2 separate regions of the Homo sapiens genome follow, and region 2 is linked to region 1. The links are chromatin loops, found by intact Hi-C in ENCODE. Cell type or tissue: CD14-positive monocyte. All regions are shown on one strand.

Region 1 (8,000 bases):
TCTCCCAAGTAACTGGGACTACAGGCGCCTGCCACCACGCCCAGCTAGTTTTTTGTATTTTTAGTAGAGACGGGGTTTCACCATGTTAGCCAGGATGGTCTCGATCTCCTGACCTCGTGATACACCCGCCTAGGCCCCCCAAAGTGCTGGGATAAAAGGCGTGAGCCACTGCACCTGGCCAATACATTGTTTTAATAGTCTATCAAATCAGTCTACTCTTGTGAATTGATTTGATACTGCACTTAACTTTTTTTCTTATTGGCTTTAAAGGTGATGAATGATAAATGCAATGGTTCTCAAGTCATTAACAGAATTCTAAATCTTGTCAATATCTCAAGACCCAGGATTTTAGCCTTTTGGATATGTGTGTCAGCTGATTATGTAGGAGATCTCTCAACCCAATTATAATCCCCAGTGTTGTTGGCTTCAAGCACTGATAGAGCGATAAACTTCAGAAAGGTTTCAATTTGGTCCTTGAAAAGAACTATTTAAGCAGAAACTCCTAGAAGCTATAGAATTTGGCCAAGAACCACAAAAACCATTCCCTCATTCTTATTTTGCTCCCACTTTTTGATATGGAGAGGACATTGAAAGATTGTTGGGGCCAGGCATGGTGGCTCACACCTGTAATCCCAACATTTGGGAAGCCGAGGCATGTGGATTGCTTGAGCCTGGGAATTCAAGATCAGCCTGGCCAACATGGTGAACCCCGTCTCTACTAAATATTAAAAAATGAGCCAAGTGTGGTGGCACACACCTGTAATCCCTGCTACTCAGGAGACTGAGGCACGAGAATTGCTTGAACCCAGGAGGTGGAAGTTGCAGTGAGCCGAGATCACACCAGTGTACTCCAGTCTGTGTGACAGAGAGAGACTTGATCTAAAAAAAAAAAAAAAAGCCAGGCACGGTGACTCACGCCTGTAATCCCAGCACTTTGGGAGGCTGAGGCAGGCGGATCACAAGGTCAAGAGATTGAGACCATCCTGGCCAACATAATGAAACCCCCATCTCTACTAAAAATACAAAAATTAACTGGGCGTGGTGGGACACACCTGTAGTCCCAGATACTCAGGAGGCTGAGGCAGGAGAATCGCTTGAACGCAGGAGGCGGAGGTTGCAGTGAGCGGAGATCATGTCACTGCATTCCAGCCTGGCAACAGAGTGAGACTCCGTCTCAAAAAAAAGAGAAAGAAAAAAGAAGGGAAGGAAGGACGGAAGGAAGGAAGGAAGGAACTTTTCAACTATAAAATATTTTAAAACATATTTAGTTATTTGTCAGCTTTAGAGTTTGATGAAAGCTGGTATTCAGTTTCTAAATTCAATACCATGAAGAAGATGAAACTCAACTTTGATCGATTTTTCAAATCAAATTCTTCCCCCCCACAACCTTGATTCAGGATCAAATTCCTGTTGTATTGCATATATTTTTGTGATTATAAAAACAATGCATGATTATTAAAGAAACTGTGGAAAATGTAAAAAGGTTAAGAAAAACGTTAAAATTGCCTATAATCCCACCACCCAGAGAGATATAATTGCCCTTAGTATTTTAGTGTCCTTCATTCCTCTCTTTTTTCAGTGTCCATTGTCTATATGTATTTCTTCGTAAAACTGGAAATCAGTATTTGGATAGATACAGACATAGATATGTTTTCACCCTTCCTTACAATGTGACCATGTTTCCTGCCGCTCTATATTCTCTGAAAAAGTGAGCTCTAAGGTGTAATATTTATGAATCTTTCATATTGATTTAACAATTCTACTTCATATCTTTTTAAATTTTTTATTGTATTTTATTTATTTATTTTGAGACAGGGTCTCACTCTGTCGCCCAGGCTGGAGTGCAGTGGCGCAATCACAGCTCACTGCAGTCTTGATCTCCTGGGCTCAAGGGATCCTCAGCCTCCCAAGTAGCTGGGACCATGGGCAGGCACCATCATGCCCAGCTAGTTTTTTTTATTTTTATTTATTTATTTTTTTTGTAGAGAAGAGGTCTCACCATCTTGGTCAGGCTGGTCTCGAACTCCTGGGCTCAAGCTATCCTCCTGCCTTGGCCTCCCAAAGTGCCAGGATTATAGGCATGAGCCACAGCACCTGGCCAACAATTTTACTTCTTTTGGTGCATTTCTTACTGTTGAACATGAAGCTGCAACAATATCTTTGTATGAAAATCTTTTCCTACATTTCTTCTTGTTTCCTTAATACAGATTCTGAAGGAGGATTTATCGGTCAAGAGTTTTAATAGCCCTTAATACATACTGCCAACTTCTTTAATAGGAACTTCATACCAGTTTATACCCTTTCCAGCAGTTCACAAACAAACTTAGCTCACTATAAATTCATCCATAGTCTCCTGAGTAATGTATTCCACCTAAAATCTTTAAATTTTAAATCCATTTTAAAATTCAATTTTAAAGGGCTTAGTGCTTTAAGATTTGGTGGGCAGGGTGAGGGAATGATCCAGTGGTTTGATCTGTTCCAATTTTCAAATTGTCATTAGTGAAGTTAAGACTCAGAGGTTAGTAATTTTTGTAAGCCCTTGATCTGGTCTTTCTCAGAGGATGTGGACTTCACAATCAATTGTCTTCAAGGCCCTGAGAGTGGATCCTTTCCCAAGTGGGAAAGGAAAGGGAAGGTCTGAGTGAACTCCCAGAAAAGTGGGGTACGATAGCCCAACAACACTTGAATTTCTAATTGGGGTAAGGTGGGGACATAAGGGTGAAGGTGTTAGAAGAGATACTGGAAATAAGGAAAACAGTCCTAGTTATTAAAATCCCTGAGGGGTTTGACTAAATGTGGAGAGACAGACTGTTCTTCTGCCAGTTGTAGATCCTACAGAAGACCGGGTGCAGTGGTTCTGGCCTATAATCCCAACACTTTGGGGGGATCACTTGAGCCCAGAAATTTGAGAACTGCCTGGACAACATAGTGAGACCCTATCTCTAAAAAGAATTTTTAAATGTTGAAAGCTAATCAGAGGCCACAAAGTCATTCTTAAAGTCATTGTGCACTTTGCTTCCTTTGTTGTATGTTTGTTTCCTTTGTAACTGATTTACTACTTTACACACTCAGATTTTTAATTATAGCAGCAATTACTAGATTCAATGACATAAAGTTACCATTTCTGTCAGTAAAGATTCAATACCAGCTAATTTCACACAGTTCAATTTCACACCTGGGGAATTAATTATTCTTAATCATTAGGAGTCAATGGTAAAACTTTCTGATGAAAGCACCTGTAGCAAGGCCTCTACCAAGCTCCCCTCCTGTGGGGGGTGTTGACATGGCGGCCAGCAGCCAGCACAGCCTCTCTCTCCTGAGCCCCATAAGCGGAGGTAGGGATACAGTAGTTGGTGTGTTTGTGACAGCAAAGCCACCAGAGGGAGCTCTAGCATTGACTCCTATATGTTTGTCTGTGTGCCACGGATTCAAAGAAAAACAATAAATATCTAATGATTGCTTGTGTTTTTGAGCACTCCTTGCACAGTCCTAAGGTTTAGACACAATCATATCAATATCATTTCATTGTTAACATGAATTAAGCTTCTTTGTGTCTGTCAGATATTCTTTCATGCTTACCACAAGTCTATCAAGATATTATTATTCTCACTTTGATTGATGAGGGAGGTGATTAAGTTTTACAGAAATTAAGTGATTTTACAAAAGAAGAAATAACACAGAGATTTTATCTATAGTCTCAGCGCCCCCCACCCCCTTCCCACCTCCATTAAAGTTCTCCTTCCTGCCCTCTCTTTTCTCTTTTCCTACTGGGAATCTAAAGGAGATAAATCTTGCTTTAAAACTAAGGAAACAAAGAAGAATGCGTTTTATTTTGTGTAAATTATTCTTCAATATATTTAACATGTAAGGGGAAAACAAGAAAGGGAAAGGAAACGAGAAGGGGAAAGAAAGGGAGAAGAGAGAAGAGGGGAGAGGAGGAGAGGAGAGGAGAAAGAAAAGGAGAAGAGAAGAGAAAGAAAAGAAAAGAGAAATAGCCAGGCACAGTGCCCCATGCCTGTAATCCTAGCACTTTGGGAGGCCGAGGTGGGTGGATCACCTGAGGTCAGGAGTTCAAGACCAGCCTGGCCAACGTGGCGAAACCCTATCTCTACTAAAAATACAAAAATTAGCCAGGTGTGGTGGTGCACACCTGTAATCCCAGAGGCTGACGTAGGAGATTCGCTTGAACCCGGGAGGCAAGGTTGCAGTGAGCCAAGATTGTGGCACAGCACTCCAGCTTGGACAACAGAGCAAGACTCCGTCTCCAAAAAACGAAAAGAAAAAGGAGGCCAGGAGTGGTGGTGGGTGCCTGTAACCCCAGCTACTTGGAAGGCTGAAGTGGGAGAATTGCGTGAGCCCAGGAGGAGGTTGCAGTGAGCCAGGATCTAGCCACTGCAGTCCAGCCTGAGAGAGGGAGAGAGACTCCATCTCAAAAAAAAAAAAAGAAAGAAAGAAAGGAAAAAAAAAAGAGAGAAAGAGCTGATGCTCATGTCCATAAAGCCCGAAAATGTTCCAATCCTGCCGGCTCACTGCTAAGGGAATACTTCAACCCACAGCACCCCACCTCCACCCACACATTCCTTAGGCTACTGTTTCTATGACTCCTTTTCCCTCCTCAAGCTTGCCCGAGATGGCTGTTTGATCTTGGTTTCACCCTTATTCAAATTCAGAAGTAGGGGCAGAGACCAGAGGAAGATGTTAGGAATATCCATAACCCCCAAAGATGGCCACTAGACTTACTTCTACAGCACTTTACAGTACCAGACATGTACAAAGTACCTATGCACAGATTAAGAGCAAGGACGGTCAAGGTATACAGCCGCATATTTGCTGAATGGACTTAGTTAAGTCACTTAATCTCATCCATAAAATGTATGTAATAGGCGGGCACTATAACATGCAAAATGTATTTAATAGGCTCACTCCTGTAATCCCAGCACTTTGGGAGGCTGAGGCGAGTGGATCACTTGAGCCCAGGAGTTTGAGACCAGGCTGGGCAACATGGCAAAACCCTGGCTCTACAAAAAATGCCAAAAATTAGCCGGGCATGGTGGTGCGCGCCTGTAGTCCCAGCTACTTAGGAGGCTGAGGTGGGACGATCACTTGAACCTGGGAGGTTGAGGCTGCAGTGAGCCATGATCATGCCACTGCACTCCAATCTGGGAGACAGAGTAAGACCCTGTCTCAAAAATAATATGCATGTAGTAAATGTAATCATGTCTACTACTTAGCATTGCTGTGGAGATTTAATTAGGCAATGCATAGAAAAGTACTTAGCCTGGTGTTTGGTGGGAAACTTCAATTAATGTTAACTAATATTATTGTTTTCTTTAATACTCACAACAATCGTATTTGTCCATTTAGCCTAGAACTTGGCATAGACACATGGTTTGTAAGCGTGTTTGTGGTTAACAGCAGTCTTCAGTTAAAGAGAGGCGAACCAACTTGCCAAAGGTCCACAGCTAGTTTTACAACTACGAAATGTTTTCCAAAATATTTTCAGTTTTTCTGTGAGACTGAGAGATATTATCTTCAAATAGATTACGAGATGTGCACAGCAACGTCCACCCGCCTTACACAAGAGCAAACAGCTTTCCAAAAGCCATCAGAAAACCCCTGGGGTTTGTTGGTCCAAGAACAGAAACAATGCAGTCACACCCAGACCCTAAATTTAGGGGGGCCTTAGAGTTAGTTTTATTTAAATATTGTAATGTGACTCTGAGCAAGCAACATTTTCTCTGTGCTTTGTTTTTTAAAGGACATGGGAAAATTTACTTTGGGGAGCCAGGGCGCTTGGCTAGAAAGGGAAGGAGGAAAGAGAGAAAGGAAAGGGTAGAGGGAAAGCTGAGACCTGAGACCCAGGAGAACTCGGGCAAGAGATTTGAACCCTGGGTTCCACTGCCCTTATTTTCTTTTTTTAATTTTATTTTTAGTTCTGGGGTACATGTGCAGGATGTGCAGGTACATGTGCAGGATAAATTTAATTTTTATTTTTAGTTCTGGGGTACATGTGCAGGATGTGCAGATTTGTTACATAGGCAGATGTGTGCCATGGCAGTTTGCTGCACCTATCAACCCATCACCTAGGTATTAAGCCCAACATCCACTAACTATTTTTCCTAAGGCTCTCCCTCCCGCTACCCCACCTCCTGACAGGCCCCAGTGTGTGTTGTTCCCCTCCCTGTGTCCATGTGTTCTCATTGTTCAGCTCCCACTTATAAGTGAGAACATGTGGTGTTTGGTTTTCTGTTCCCGAGTTAGTTTGCTGAGAAAAATGACTTCCAGCTCCATCCATGTCCCTGCAAAGGACATGATCTCGTTCCTTTATATGGCTGCATAGTATTCCATAGTGTATATGTACCACATTTCCTTTATCCAGTCTATCATTGGTGGGCATTTGGGTTGATTCTATCCTTATTTTCTTTTTCTTTCTTTCTTTTTTTTGAGATGGAGTTTCGCTCTTGTCACCCAGGCTGGAGTGCAATGGCGCAATCTCTGCTCACCGGCCTCCGTCCTTATTTTCAAAAATAGCAACTTGGGGCCGGGCTCGGTGGCTCACACCTATAATCCCAGTACTTTGGGAGGCCAAGGCGGGTGGATCACGAGGTCAGGAGATCGAGACCAGCCTGGCCGACATGGCAAAACCCCATCTCCACTAAAAATACAAAAATTAGCCGGGTGTGGTGCCACACACCAAAGGCCTGTGAGTCTATAAACGTTTTCTGTCTGCCCTCATCCTGCAGCACTTTCCACACAATCTCTTTTTGATATCACATGATATTTTATATGCTCAGTACCAACTTTAGAGGTCTGCAAGTTGTTAGCTTTTCCTTTTCGGTAACTTTGTTAATATCATTATTAGAAGTCCAGTTCAATAATTACACTAGGTTCAGTTTAAATAGGAAGCAAACAGCTATATGTCTAAGTGCAGAACTGCTGACAAGTGAGGGTGGACCGGGGGGTTAAATATTCCTGACATTGGGCCAGGGAGAGTTGAAAGTTTGCCAATTGTGGTACTGGTAAACTACTGCAAAGAAATTTGGAAGAGTTATTAAGAATTACAAGAAGATAGATGCTTCAGGATAATATGTCATTTGCAAAGAGAAGTATGCCATTTGGGGTCAAAAAACATCTGATGCACTGTCCAGGTCACAGAAATCACCAAATCTCAGAAGGAGACGAGACCTTGGATGTCAGGCAACCTGACTTCCTTTCCAATCAGGCTTATAATCCAACAGGTGACCATCCAGCCTCTACGTAAGCATTTCTCCAGAAGGGAAGTTTCTTAATTTAAGAAGTTGTCTGGACTGAGTGCAGTGGCTCACACCTGTAATCCCAGCACTTTGGGAGGTGGAGGTGGGTGAATCACTTGAGCCCAGGAGTTCAAGACCAACCTGGCCAACATGGCAAAAACCTGTCTCTACAAGAAATACAAAAATTAGCCAGGCATGGTGGCATGTACTTGTAATCTTAGCAACTCGAGAGGCTGAGGTGGGAGGATTCCCTGAGCCTGGGAGGCCAAGGCTGAAGTGAGCTGTGATTACGCTACTGCATTCCAGCCTGGGTGACAGAGTGAGATCCTGTCTCAAAAAAAAAAAAAAAAAGAAAGAAAAAAAAAAGTTGTCTGGGGCATGGTTAGGACTATGCACTTTTGGATTAAGAATGCATTTGTCTCCCTGTAGTTTTAGCCCATTGGCCCAGTTTCTGATTTGAAGAACACAACAGAACACATTCTTCTCTTTTCAGACCTATGACTATCTTTCTCTTCTCTGGGTCACTGTCCCTCATAAAATGTGACGAAAGCAAAGGTTCAGGGTCAATGCTGTCAAAATTCAGATGAGCACTGGGCTTAGCAAATGGAGGGATTAATCCTGACAAGAGCAAATTCAGTAGATTGAAATGTGTGTGTGGTTTTTTCATTTGTTTGTTTTTGAGATGGAGTTTCACTCTTGTCGCCCAGGCTGGAGTGCAGTGGCGCGATCTTGGCTCACTGCAACCTT
Region 2 (8,000 bases), 230 kb after region 1:
TTAACTTTTCTTAGGAAAGTAGGTAATTGGTTGTTTTTTTCTCTGGTTTTCATGGTATTCATTCAATTAGTTAATTAAACAAATATTTATTGAGCAGTTACAATGTGCCAGGGATTGTTCTAAGTGATGGGCATATATCAATGAACAAAATAGACAAAATTCCTGCGCTCGGAAGCTTACATTTTAGTGGCAAAAGACAGATAACAAAATAAATCAGTAGATTATATACTGTAGTATGTGGGAAGAGGGTATTATGGGAAAAAAAAGAACAAGGAAGAGAACTAAGGAAAACCTGGGGGATGGGGAGCTGCAATGTCAAATAGGGTGGTTATGGAGTGATTCACAGAGAAGCCTTTTTTTTTTTTTTTTTTTTTTTTTAAGATGGAGTCTCACTCAGTCACCCAGGCTGGAATGCAGTGGCGTGATCTCGGCTCACTGCAACCTCCGCCTCCTGGGTTCATGTGATTCTCAGGCATGGGCCACCACACCCAGCTAATTTTTGTATTTTTAGTAGTGACGAGGTTTCACCATGTTGGCCAGGATGGTCTCGATCTCTTGACTTCATGATCCGTCCACCTCGGCCTCCCAAAGTGCTGGGATTACAGGTGTGAGCCATCGCGCCCGGCTCACAGAGAAGACATTTAAGCAGAGACGAGACTTGGTGAGAGCAGAGTCATGCCAATATCTAGGGGAAGATCATTCCATAAGTACAATGATCTTAAGCGTGCTTTCCTTGTTAGTTTTTAGTTTGCCATTTTCCTCTCTTTAGATTTGGTAATGATGGGGAATGGGAAATAATTTTGAAGTTCTTATTAACTTAGAAATGTTGAATGTCAATAACCTATTGTTTTCTTGGTCTCTTTTTTCCCTTCAGCTCACTTTGAGTTTCTTTACCTGTAATTCCTGATGGAGATTCCCTAAATGAGAATAGTGCTGAAGACTAACAGTTAATCACATCTCTTCTTAGGGGGAAGAGATAAAAAGGGCTGGGAAGCCAATTAAAAAAATAGGTCCAATTTCAGTGTTTACTCCTCTGAAAGTCCTGCTCATTGCAAAGTTTGGCATACGAAGGAGGACTTGGAACTCGTTGAATGCCAGGGACAACAGGGAAAAAGACCTCAAAAAACAAAACAGCAATATAATAATGAATTCTACTCTCATTTCATACATTTAAACATTAAATGGTAACAATAGTCATTAATATAGTTATAAAACCATAAAATAATATTTCCAGTATAATTTAAAATTCCGAATACCTAAGCGAAAAGTACAACTTCTGCTTGTCTCATATTAACTCCAGTTTCAAAAAGGGCCCTTTTATTGCAGTGCTGGTGTCAAGGTACACCAGATTTCTACCGGCAGGGTCAGGCTCTATTATGAAAGTGCCTTGGAAGACAAAACTGTGCTGAACAAACACGAAACACCAGTGTTGTTCACCAGGTGTGTTGTTGCCCCTTTTGGAAGTGTGGTCAAGTATTTAATAGCATTTGACTAATATATATTCATCCATAATGAAAGCCAGACACTTTATGAAAAGTTCACTTTATTCTTTGTGAATGGACACGTTATTTAGCCTCTTCGTGCCTCAGCTCCCTCAGCTGAAAAGTGAGAATATAACGACACTTAACTGCTTTATAGGGTTAAAGTGAGGATTAAGTGGGATAATTCATGCAAATCTCTAAGAACAGTGCCTGACATACAAAAAGCGCTAAACATGTTGCCAATTATTAACTTCACAAAAATATCTACAGTGGAGCGGCAGTTCCGAGTTCTATTGAGGTCTAGTGTAAGATACATCTCTCACAGTATCTTGTAAATTTTTGATTCTACCATCATCAAAACTAGCTCAATTAATGTATCAGTTCGGTCATCTCAAGAACATTTATTAAACCCTCACTCTGGTTACATCTTGTATCAGGGAATTAGTTGATTTTAATCCAGTGCTTTGGTTTTCACTGGAGGAAAAAAGTTCACAGCGTTATTAAGTCCCAGATATTTGCCAGGTGTTCAGAGTTTTAGAAAGCTTATTGTCAGAGACTAAACTAAGAAGGCTTTTGAAGGCGCTCAGATCAGGTGGGAAAGTGAGAAGGGCTGGTATTGTGTTCCGAGTATGTCAAGAAGGAGCTCCTGGCCTGGGCCTATTGATGGGCGTTTAGAACCCTCCTGGGCATTATTTCTAGCTGGCGGCTGAATAAGAGGCAAGAGTCACCCTCTTTTTGAGTTAAATCACGTGCTTAATTAAAAGTGAAGGTGGCGGCGGCCTCAGCGCCCTCCCCCTCCGTGCTGCTGGCTTCTTCCCAACGGTGTTCTGGCCACGTCCTGCGCCTTCTCGCGCACGGGAGAGCGCTCTGGGTAGAGGCCGGGCCCGGGCAGCAGGTGGCCCCAGGTAGCTCAGTGGCGTGGCAGTCTCCTTCTCGCCCGGTCCGGAGCGGAGGGGAGCGGCTCAGGTGCCGGCTCGGGGGAGGCCCGGGCACCTCGGGGATCCAGAGCCCGCTGGCGCCGCGCCCGGGAGGGCACCACCGGCGAGGACGAAGCCGCGCCTCCTCCCGGAACTGGCCGGCGCCGCGAGGCGGGAGGAGCAGCGGGAGCCGGGCAGCCGCGCGCCGGGGACCATGGACGTCCTTCCCACCGGCGGGGGCCGCCCGGGGCTCCGGACGGAGCTGGAATTCCGCGGCGGCGGTGGCGAGGCGAGGCTGGAGAGTCAGGAGGAAGAAACGATTCCTGCAGCTCCCCCAGCCCCGCGCCTCCGGGGAGCGGCGGAGCGGCCGCGGCGCTCCCGGGACACGTGGGACGGCGATGAGGACACGGAGCCCGGCGAGGCGTGCGGCGGCCGCACAAGCCGCACGGCGTCCCTGGTGAGCGGGCTGCTCAACGAGCTGTACAGCTGCACAGAGGAGGAGGAGGCGGCGGGCGGGGGCCGCGGGGCCGAGGGCCGCCGGCGGCGCCGCGACAGCCTCGACAGCTCCACCGAGGCCTCGGGCTCCGACGTGGTCCTGGGCGGCCGCAGCGGTGCCGGCGACTCCCGCGTGCTGCAGGAGCTGCAGGAGCGACCGAGCCAGCGGCATCAGATGCTGTACCTGCGGCAGAAAGGTGAGGGCCGGGCGCAGCAGGGTCCCGGGGGCTTCCTGGAGCCGGGTTGTCCTCGCCGTCTCTGCCCGCGCTCCAGCGCGCACCTGGGCTGCTCGGCGGAGCGCTCAGATACTGTCTCTTTGGATCTGACGGTGGTACCCACCGTGGCACAGATTTATGTCCACACTTAGTTCTTAAGTTCTCCGGAGTAATTGAATCAAGCGTCAGTTGATGGAGTGGGCAGTTTCCCCGCTCTTCCCTCCTCCCATCTCCCGGTGTGTTCGCGGAGGCCCCAGGGGAGAGGCAGCCCAGATTCTAATTTCACCTGAACAGCTGTTAGGACAGGGTTGGAGGTTCTGATACGTATACCTGACCTACCTAGAGGGCGCCGCCAGAATCGAGGCGAGTCGTAGGGCTGTTCTTTCCTTTTTTTTTTTTTGTTTTTTTGTTTTTAAAGTCCGCCTTCTCTGGTCACACCACTTAGTGTTTAACTAGTGAGGCAGAATAATTCGATAATGCGGTTTCGAAGCAGAGCGTGTGAATTCTATTTCTGCCAGAGCGTACGGTTCCAGGCAGCTCACTAGGAATTTTTGTTGTTGTTGTTTTGTTTTCTTTTTTTCCTTCTCGGTGGCAGGTTAGTGGAGGGCCCTAGAGTGTTGAGGTTTATTACAGAATTTAACTGCTGGTACCTTCAGTTGGCATGGAGAGGTCGACCTGAGAAAATGGCCTTGGCTTTCAGGGAGAGAGGCTAATTTGGTGTTTCTTTTGTTATGAGACTCTGATGCTCGTGTCTTGAGCTCGTGTCACACTTTTTTTTTTCATCTGGTCATAATAGCTTGCCTTTCAGGCAGTAACACAGTTATTAGAGTTGTCTTTTTTGGTATAGAAATATCAAGACCTCCATTTACAAAATGAGGTGACGTATGGAAAACAGATGCCGAGCCACCATAACATTTCTTGACAGTAATGTCCTTGGGCTGAGTTACCAGGGGAGGGAGGAAGGAGAGTCTCCCATCTCCTCACTGTATTAAAAAAAAAAAAAACCTAGGAAAAGAATAAATCTGTCTGCTTTCTCAGACCTACGTAAACAGCTTTTAGCTTCCTCTTTTGACTTCCTAGTGAAGATTTTTTTTTTTTTTCCCCAGCTGATTGTTACAGATAGCTTCCAGGTTCCTCCCCCTGCCTGGGACTTTGGCTGTAGCTGTGCCATTTCATTTTATAGAATTATTTGGTTGTTCTCAGAGTGTCTGTGTATGCCACAAGTCCCATAGGGCAATAGTTCTTTCAGACTCCAACAGAATCAATTTTGAAGAATTATGATTTCTCTTTTTACAAGGTTTTACATTTTTCATCACCGAGGGAATTCTGGGGATTAGTAATTTCCTTTTTGAAGAGGAAAATTGGCAGACTAAAGTTTAAAGAAGTAGTAACGGTACAGCTAACTATGCAAGTGGATTTCATATGAGTGGCCACACAACTAACCATCCACAAGCCCTGTAATAGTTCGTTTTGCCTGTTCGGTCTTATTGCATAGCTAGTTGCTGGTTAAACCTTTCTTCCCTTGTAGTCAACCCTATTAAGATGAACAAAATGCCATATCATAATAGTCCTATACACACATATGCGTGCTTACGTGTGCACACATACACACACTAACATGCTCCCTCTCCCCTTTATTGATAACATCATTCGCGTGCTAAGATTAAAGTATCAGGTGATGATACAGCTGTCTGCGTAAAGAATGCTGCTTATCAGGTTATTTGATCTTTTTCTCAGGCTCAAAAAATATTCCCCCCAATATAACTACTCTGCATTCAGTAAGAATGTCATACAATACTGATAGCCTGTGTATTGTCTCCTCTCCCTGCCAGGGATTTTGCTGTAGCACTTATTTAGCTATATATTTAACATGTGTAGGTCCTTTAGGTGAGGCACCAGAATGGTTTCTCAGGACATCTGGGCTCTCTTCAGTATTTCCTTGGTTAAGGGGATGAATTTTGGAGTCAGACTCCTGGGTTGATATCCGGCCGCAGTTCCTTACCAGCTGTGTGACCTTGGACAAGCTATTTAACATCTCTGTGTCTCACTTTCTTATAAATAGGGATAATAATAATACCTACCTCAGAGGGCTGTGGTGAGAATTACATAAGTTAGAGTGTATGAAGTGCTCAACAGATGTTAGATATAACTTTTTATCATATACCCTGGAATTCCTTAGGACACTGAGCACAGGTTGTGAGTTGACAATGTCCTTATTTTTCCTCAGTTATTTAACACTGTGTAAGAGGCTATGGCCGATGTCATGGAGCATTCAAAGATGAAAGAGACCTGTTTCCATCCCCAAGAGGCTTCTATACCAGCAGATATTGCTGTAAAAGACATTTTCACCCTCAACTCTGAAAAAATTTTCCCATATTGAACAATAAATGTAATTCAGAGAACTGGAGTTGTAGGCACCTTAGGGATCACTGGAAATGAGATAATGTAAGAACCCTTTTGTGGAGGAAAAGTATAATTTAAATGTTTTGTGATTATATTCCTACCCCTTTTATTTCTAGAAGGAAAATGTTGATTTGGTTCTTTGGTTTCACCATGTTGGTCAGGCTGGTCTCAAACTCCTGACCTCAGGTGATCTGCCTGCCTCGGCCCCCTGAAGTGCTGGGATTACAGGTGTGAGCCACCGTGCCCAGCCCAAAATATTGAAATATTCAGAGAAAGATGTTTGTTCTATCTGAAGGCATCTAGGAATGAAGAGCCTCTGGTTGCCTCTTGTAGGCTTTTTCTCATATTTAATCATATTTTCATTTAACTTAAATGTTCTCTTTTCATTATATCCTACTATGTTTAAAATTAGGGGGACAGGAAGAACTAGCCTTTGCCCTCTTCTTCATGGTAATTCCTTATTTTTACTTAAAGCGTTATTTATGTTAGTGTTTATAAAGACCATACCCATTTGTTTCTCAGCATAATCCTGTATGCTAGGCATAATTTGAGACTTGGAGCACACTTCCTTGCCTAAAAATCACTCAGAGAGTTGGCTGATCCAAAAGCAGTCCTTTTTAACTCAGGGCCAAATGCATTTTCCATGGTGAGGTCAGGTTTGAGAACCCTGCATTTGTTTGTTACAGACCCCAAAAGTTGACTTTGATCTCTAGAGTGCATTTCTACTTTTGAGCATTTATTTTCTTCTCTTCTGATTCTCTTTAGTTTCTCCATATCCCTTTAAAAATGAGTAGATCCAAACCCCACAGAGAACCTCTAATGGGGGGCTAGCTAAGGTTAAGTTGAGTGGAAGGCTTTGCCTGCCTACTAGATCATGCTCTAGTGACTAATCATATCAAATGTGACCAAAAAAAACCTCCTCCCAAATCGTAATGATCATTTATATAAAGACAGTAGACAATTCTGGTTCCCAAATTTGTTTTGACCTATAGAAAAACTGCTGTTAAGGGGAGGGAGAGCATTAGAACAAATACCTAATGCATGTGGGGCTTAAAACCTAGGTGATGGGTTGATGGGTGCAGCAAACCACCATGGCACATGTATACCTGTAACAAACCTGCATACTCTGCACATGTATCCTGGAACTTAAAGTAAAATAAAGTAAAAAAAAAAAAACTGCTGTTGTGAATATTAGTTTTATGAATGTAGAATTATTGTAATTTATCTGTGTAAAGGAAATTTATTTTCTACCATATTTGAAAAATTGCTGAGGCTCTAAGATGAAATATTGTACCTCTAAGACAAAATGTTTTTAGGCTATTGGAAGACTGGATATTCAAAACAAAATCAGTATTGCCACATTCATCTACATTACAAAATGTGGTAAAATTATTTACTTTTAGCTCATCATTTGTAAACATAGATGAGTACTTTAAAGACTTTTTTTTTTTTTTTTTCTTTGAGACGGAGTTTCGCTCTTGTTGCCCAGGCTGGAGTGCAATGGCGCGATCTTGGCTCACTGCAGCCTCCTCCTCTCGGGTTCAAGCAATTCTGCCTCAGCTTCTGGAGTAGCTGGGATTACAGGCATGTGCCACCACTCCCAGTTAATTTTGTATTTTTAGTAGAGATGGGGTTTCTCCATGTTGGTCAGGCTGGTCTCCAACTCCTGACCTCAGGTAATCTGCCCTCCTTGGCCTCCCAAAGTGCTGGGATTACAGGTGTGAGCCACCACGCCTGGCCTTTAAAGACTTTTTTTTTTTTTTAATTAGCTGTTAGGTTTATTATTAATGTAACAGACTAAAAAAGATTCTTTTCTAGCAAGCTTACCATCTGAACACTTCAGTGGTACAAAATATACATGCCAGTTTTCAGGCAATGAAAAGTAAATTTGCAGCCAGAGCTAGATATGGTAAAAGTAGGAGTTTTTGCTCCATGTTACAGATAGGCTTAAGGATAAATTTACCTTACAGTATCTGTCTCATGGACAGGGCAGATAAATGAGTGACTTATTTGATCGGAATGTCCGAGCTGAATGCATACATGTAATCTTGAGTGAAAACCTAGAATTAGTTGGTTTAAATGGATGTTCTATTTATCTTTGGACTAATATCACACTGGAATTTGTATTCCTCTCAAGGTATTAATCGTTATTCTTATTTTTCTTTACTGATAGACGCTAATGAACTGAAGACGATCCTTCGAGAGCTAAAGTACAGAATTGGCATCCAGTCGGCCAAGTTACTTCGGCATCTGAAGCAGAAAGATAGGCTTCTGCATAAAGTGCAGAGGAACTGTGATATTGTGACTGCCTGCTTGCAGGCTGTGTCACAGAAGAGAAGTAAGTACTGGAATTGGGTTACTTCTTTTGCCACATGCAACTAGAATGTTAGGAAAGCTGAGCCAACAGTCTGTGTTTGTGAATATATTGAGAAGTTTTAAATGCAAGCTTATACCCTCAGAACTAAGAACAAGGAACAACTCAGACAGTT

What was found. A loop is a pair of places that touch in the nucleus more often than their neighbours do. Peaks named below come from ENCODE experiments on the same cell type or tissue, not always from the same donor. Only the 100,000 strongest peaks of a DNase experiment are listed, where the experiment ranks them.
Region 2: a loop joins it to region 1, with 2.4 times the contacts of the local background. A loop is called at or near these places in 10 of 110 quality-filtered maps.

Annotation. Positions count from the first base shown.
Region 1 is chr12:64,546,390-64,554,389 of GRCh38, forward strand. It overlaps a transcript of RASSF3 not described here. Among named protein-coding and RNA genes, the nearest start is that of RASSF3-DT, 59 kb to the right of the region's middle. RefSeq lists an enhancer at 3,214-3,263. In CD14-positive monocyte, CTCF peaks have their summits at 3,370 (motif pointing right) and 3,570; a DNase peak (open chromatin) is centred at 3,372.
Region 2 is chr12:64,778,197-64,786,196 of GRCh38, forward strand. It overlaps a transcript of TBC1D30 not described here. Among named protein-coding and RNA genes, the nearest start is that of GNS, 23 kb to the left of the region's middle. RefSeq lists silencers at 2,375-2,654, 2,735-2,834. In CD14-positive monocyte, no CTCF peak of the experiment used is centred here; DNase peaks (open chromatin) are centred at 2,815, 4,205 and 4,505; H3K4me3 peaks cover 2,904 bases; H3K27me3 peaks cover 4,358 bases.